2 separate regions of the Homo sapiens genome follow, and region 1 is linked to region 2. Evidence: chromatin loops called from intact Hi-C (ENCODE). Cell type or tissue: heart right ventricle. All regions are shown on one strand. Links, peaks and the distances in the headings refer to the core of each region. The heading gives the core; the rest is flanking DNA. Region 1 overlaps EXOC5 (exocyst complex component 5). Region 2 has its middle 85 kb from the start of TMEM260.

The links. A loop is a pair of places that touch in the nucleus more often than their neighbours do. Peaks named below come from ENCODE experiments on the same cell type or tissue, not always from the same donor. Only the 100,000 strongest peaks of a DNase experiment are listed, where the experiment ranks them.
Region 1: a loop joins it to region 2, with 8 times the contacts of the local background. A loop is called at or near these places in 18 of 110 quality-filtered maps.

The regions. Positions count from the first base shown.
Region 1 is chr14:57,201,370-57,204,296 of GRCh38, reverse strand. EXOC5 (exocyst complex component 5) reads left to right here. Exons shown (of 18, transcript NM_006544.4): 18 at 1-2,927. Among named protein-coding and RNA genes, the nearest start is that of EXOC5, 66 kb to the left of the region's middle. In heart right ventricle, for the core only: a CTCF peak has its summit at 1,389 (motif pointing right); no DNase peak of the experiment used is centred there.
Region 2 is chr14:56,493,099-56,496,025 of GRCh38, reverse strand. No RefSeq gene overlaps it. Among named protein-coding and RNA genes, the nearest start is that of TMEM260, 85 kb to the left of the region's middle. In heart right ventricle, for the core only: no CTCF peak of the experiment used is centred there; a DNase peak (open chromatin) is centred at 1,670.

The DNA.
Region 1 (2,927 bases), core at 141-2,640, 710 kb before region 2:
GTATAGGGGACAGAAACCTGACATTTAGAGAACAGAAATTTTAATTGCCAAATTAAAGCAGCTAGGCTGCCCCTGGGCTTAACAAAATTCCTATTTTTGAACTAGACCCGAGGTATTTTATCATTATTATTTGATAGGTACCATTAACCTTTGTTTTGTGATTATCGACTTTTGGGGGGAAAGATGAGTAATTAAACACACTCGCCCATTTTCTAAGTGGTTTAGAAGGTTGCAGTCTGCCTCACCATACAAAGCCAGTTTAAATAGGAATATATCACATCATACTTCACATAGCAGTCAACCTCAGAGGAAAGTCATTTATTCAGAAGGCATAGATTTTGCTAGACAGCAGTGATGCATTACAAATATATAATTATTTGCACTAATATTTGAGCAGGTGGAATGGATTAGAACATGGTCAACATCATGCTGCTGATAACATGTATTTTTCTATATTAATATGTACTGTGCAACATGTATTAAAATTGTCAATAATTCATTTTAGCCAAGATACTAATATTTATATTACTGTGTTTAAGAGACAGTATCCAACTGAGCCACTTTTAATTTAAAAGTCTGAAACTGGAATTAAGTTTACTTTCAAAAATCACTTAAATTACTTTATAATCAGTGAAAGGTCAGTAAAATGTAGAATTATAAGTGCCTAGTGACTTAATAGGAGGAAATATGGAGGGTTAAGGAAGGAAGTAGGAACCTGGAATAAGAAAGCTAAGTTTCATTTATAGTTCCAATGAGTGACTTTCTTTGTTTTCACCACTGGGAATCTTAAATGAAGAAAGTGTCGTATCCCTTCCAGTTATCTTTATGTTAATAAACTAAGTGAAGTTTGGATAGAACTAACAAAGGAATTAGTCTCCATTGGTGGACTTCCAGAGTTTTGAGATTAAACTTTGAGAGGTGAGAAGCCTTCCTGATGCCCCTGTAATCTTAAATTGGCAGGTGCCTCTAAGTGAGGCCATCCCTCTTTGCCTGCCTATCATTTTAATCTTTATACTGTAACTGGTTCCTTTCAACTCTGGCCTTTTATTGTAGCACTTTTATCAAGTCTGCAGCTTCCCAGCTACTTGGGAGGCTGAGGTGGGAAGAACACTTGAAGCTAGGAGTTCAAGACCACTCTGGGCAACATAGTGAGTCCCTGTTTTTAGAAAAATAAATAACCTTTAGGTTTTTGCTATAGAAAATATCCAAATAGAGTCTGGACAATGCTGGATGTAAAGAAAACTGTGAAGCTACCTCTAAGCATATTGTTTGTGAATACTGTGTACCATTTAGAGGATAACATGGGGGATTCACATGAAGTTATGTGAAAATATTTTATAAGGAATAATACCTAAGTGCCTCTCTTAAGTTCTCCAGTAGAATGTATTTTCAATTTTTGCCACAAGGGGGAGAAGTTATTTTTATAGTAATATGTACATTTTTTTATTTTAAAAATAGAATTCACACAACTTTACAGCATCTATGAACATTTTGCTATCCCAATTATGTGTGTGTGTGCATGTGTGTAAACAAGATTCTGAAAGTCTTGCATGAGAAAAATTTCAAAGGAAATTAATAACAAAACCAAAACAGTTTTGAAGAACATGTGCACAGTGGACACAGGAATTGAACAAAGTTTACCATGATTAACATTATGTTTTCTTAGTTATATATCACATTGAATTCCTTTATCAACTCTAATAAGAATCTACTGATTAGTGTTCTACATTCTGCTTTTTAAAGAAAAATTTTTGAAACAATCAGACTTAACAGAAGGGTTGTAAATACTGTACAAATAAAATTTTTCCCTTTTGAGAATAAGTCGCTGTCATGATGCTGCACCACCCTCCAATACTTTTGTATTTCCAAGAAGAAAGAATGCTTCAGTATAACTACAATACATGAAAATTGGGAAGTTAACATTGACATATTACTACTATCTAATCCTCAGACACCAATCATTTTACTAGCTGTCCTAATTCCTTTTAAGGATCTCAGTTCAAAATCATGTATTGCTTTAGGTTGTAGTGGCTCTAGTCTCATTCATTCTGACACAGTTCCACAGTCTTTCCTTGACTTTTTTGACTCTGGACATTTTTATAGATTATAGGGTAGTTACTTTGTAAAACACCCCTACATTTGGATTTCTGTTTCCACGTAATTAGATTCTGTTTGTGCTTTTTGGCAGACATACCACGGATGCAACTCTGTGTTATTGTTGCATCCTATCACATAGTACACAATTTCAATTTGCCCCATTTCTGATGATGTTCATTTTTATCACTTTCTTAAGGTACTATTTACCAGGCTTCTCCACTTTAAAACTATTACTTTTCCCTTTGTAAATATTTTGGAGGTAGATATATATTAATAGATACAGACATATATAGGTCCCCCTTATTTATTTATTTGCAGACAGAGTCTCGCTCTGTTGCCCAAGCTGGAGTGCGGTGGCGTGATCTCAGCTCACTGCAACCTCTACCTCCTGGGTTCAAGCGATTCTCCCACCTCAGCCTCCCAAGTAGCTAGGACTACAGGCACATGCCACCATGCCTGGCCAATTTTTCTATTTGTAGTAGAAATGGGGTTTTGCCGTGTTGGTCAGGCTGGTGTCAAACTCCTAGCCTTAAGTGATCTGCCCACCTCAACCTCCCAAAGTCCTGGGATTACAGGTGTGAGCCACCTTAACCAGCCATCCTTTATATATATATATATATATATATATATAATATTAATATATATAAAAATATATGTATATGTGTGGTGTGTGTGTATATATATACATATGTGTGTGTATATACACGTGTGTTTATACACGTGTGTGTACATATACACGCGTGTGTATATATACACACGTGTGTGTGTGTATATATATATACTAATCAGAATTCTCTTGATATCACTATGTATTCATAGTTTTCTGTTCA
Region 2 (2,927 bases), core at 117-2,616:
TCCCAGAGATGGCCCATGAGGGAGGGTGATCTCACTTCTACATTTGGGGAGCTGGGGTAGGCAAACAAATGGAGCTGGGGTAAATAAGGGCCTGGCTATACAGGAAGCCAGCACACACAGGTAGAAACACCAGGCAGAAGCATCTTCACTTTGAGACAGGGCACCTCTTCCTTAAGAAGTGTGTTCTTTCACAATCCCCAAATAATGAAGTTTTCTCTGTGTGTGTTTTATCCAGAAATACTATTTCTTAAGGAATTATAGCATGCAGCAAAACTCGCTGAGGTTCTCACTGATTCAGTTGGTGTTTATTAAGTGACTACTACGTGCCTGGCTCTGTGCCCAGTCTTGGGGACATAAACATGAATATGACATATATGAATAAGACTCCTCAAGGAGCCCAATCTAGTGGTGAGCAAAGATAAGAAAACAGACAGCTACAATTCAGTGTGATACATGCCAACACAGTTTGTCATGAGGCCAGAGATGGGCCTGCTTAACACTGAGAGGTAGAGCCAGGAAATGCTCATGAAGATGAGTTCAGTAGAAGCCTGAGGATGAGCAGAAATTCACTAGGAACATAGCCCTGGGTATAAGGAGAAGTTAGTTCAGAAGAGAAAAGGAGAAAAGGAGGGGGAGAAAGGCATGCACAGCAAGGGGAACACCTGCAAACAGTGATGGAGCCCATTGTGTTTCCATCCCACACCACCTGAAGACCACACTTCACAAGCCAGCAAGTCTGGGATGGCAAGGGCTTGTGACAGACACTGTGAGTTGTCTACCCAATAACTCCCTTCCCTTCTTGTTAATGGAATCCTAATTTTGTTTGTGATAACAAACAGCCCGCCCTTGGAGATGAACCGTGACTGGTCACGTCAATCCTTTTGCTCTTAGACGACACTCATTTTCCTAGCCTCCCTTAGAGCTGGGGGTGATCAGATGACCCAGTTCTGGTCCATGAAATGTAATGGGAAAAGTTTCTCCTTTCCTGAAAGAAGGGGCAGAATGGCTGGCACCACCTCTTTCCCATTCTTCTTGCCTCCACCTTAAATATGATACCTGAAATAATACCATGAAACAATAAAAACTAAAATCCAACTTACTGAGAATGAAGGACAGAAAAGACATATATAACCTATGTCCTTGATGCATGATAGAGCAGTTGTTATAACCAGAAAATCCTCCTGCATAGGACTTCTTGTCATACAATAATCTCCCATTTTCAAGCCATCATTGCTGGACATGCTGTAAGTAGTGATCAAAAGCATTTGTACATGATAGAACTTCCAGCTAAAAACAGAGAAGTAGTCCTCTCCCTATTCCTTCTTTAAAATTCCTCTATCAACAGCTTTTCTCAGTTTGGTGCATAGGTTTCATTCTTGACTGACCAGCTCTGTGGATGTCCTTCCTAATATCCATTCATTCCCAACTCTGGGGAGTTACAAAAAGAATGATGTCATTTTGCCCTGGCATATTCAGGATAATGCGGTGTCCATGGCAGCCATTATGTTGTATGAGGTCCCTGGAGCCACGACAGATAGTAAATGACTGTGGTGGAGATGGCACACGATCCTGGGGCCATGCACATGTCAGGCTGCAATTACCAGAAAGATTTCAGCTTTTGCTCCTGGCAGAGGACCTTGTTTATATTTGTCATTGGCACCATTGCTTCCATCACTGGGCCAAAAGCTTATTAGCCACTGGAAGTTGGCAGAGGTGCATGGACCAGAGCAGCTGACTGTGACATGAGGAACTGATATTCTTGCAGTCTTAACAGTGTCTCCACTGCAGCTTTCTACTGGCCAAATTTGTGAGGACCCACCTGTAACAAGGGGCAACTGGCTATCTTTAGTCATCAGCATCAAATCCATCTTCAGCCCGAAAGACAGAAATAATTTAATCCTAGACTTGGATAGATTCGGTGAGTTTTTTCTTTCATGCTCTATGTAAGAAAAACCCACAAAGAAAGCAGCCAAAAATGACTTTTACCCCTGAGTTGAGATCACCTAGATTTTATTCATCAGTGAAAGCTCCGAGAAACGACAAAGCCTTGTGAAAATACACACAGTTGTCCCTCAGTATCCACTGGGGATTAGTTCCAAGATCCCTGCAGATACCAAAATTCAGGGATGCTCTAAGTCCCTTATATAAAATGGCACAGTATTTGCACATAACTTTTACATCATCTCTAGATTACTTATAACACCTAATAAAATGTAAATGCTATGTAAATAGTTGTACTGTATTTTTATTTGTAGTATTTTTTATTGTTGTTTTGTTATTTTTAAAAAACATTTTCAACCCATAGTTGGTTTGAATTTGCAGATGCGGAACCGGCAAATGGAGAGATGACTGTATACTTTCCTCTGTGAATAATAGGGACTTACTTAATGTAAGATCATCATCTTTAGGAGATGGTGGGCTCAGTAAGGGCAGAAGCAAGGTTTTTTATTTTAGCATCTCCCCACAGGACCTAATTTGATGCTCCCTCTTTGTAACTGCATCTTGTGCTGTTTTCCTCACTCTCTCACTCATCTCTCTTGCCTCTCTCATCTCCACCTCTTGCATTTTTTCTTCTCTGGGAGGCTCCATGTCCTTTTACATGGAGATTAATTTAGTTTACCTGGGCTTCTGCAATTCTGCATCTCTACCTATTACCCTCTAAGCACAGCAAAGGCTGGCTAGCCAAGTAGTGCCAATAAGGTTTCTCCTTAGAAGATGAGGGAGGGAAAAGGTTATATTTGTACCTATATCCATATAATGCCCATAAATCATAATATCAACACATTCACTCTCCCACTTAAAAATCTTCTGTACTCTCTTTGCTTACCAAGTAAGCTCCCTTCCCTTCCCCTGATTTTCAAGGTCTTCTGTGACCAAGACCAATCTTCCCGAAAAAAGGGTTTCCCAATATTGGCACTATTGACATT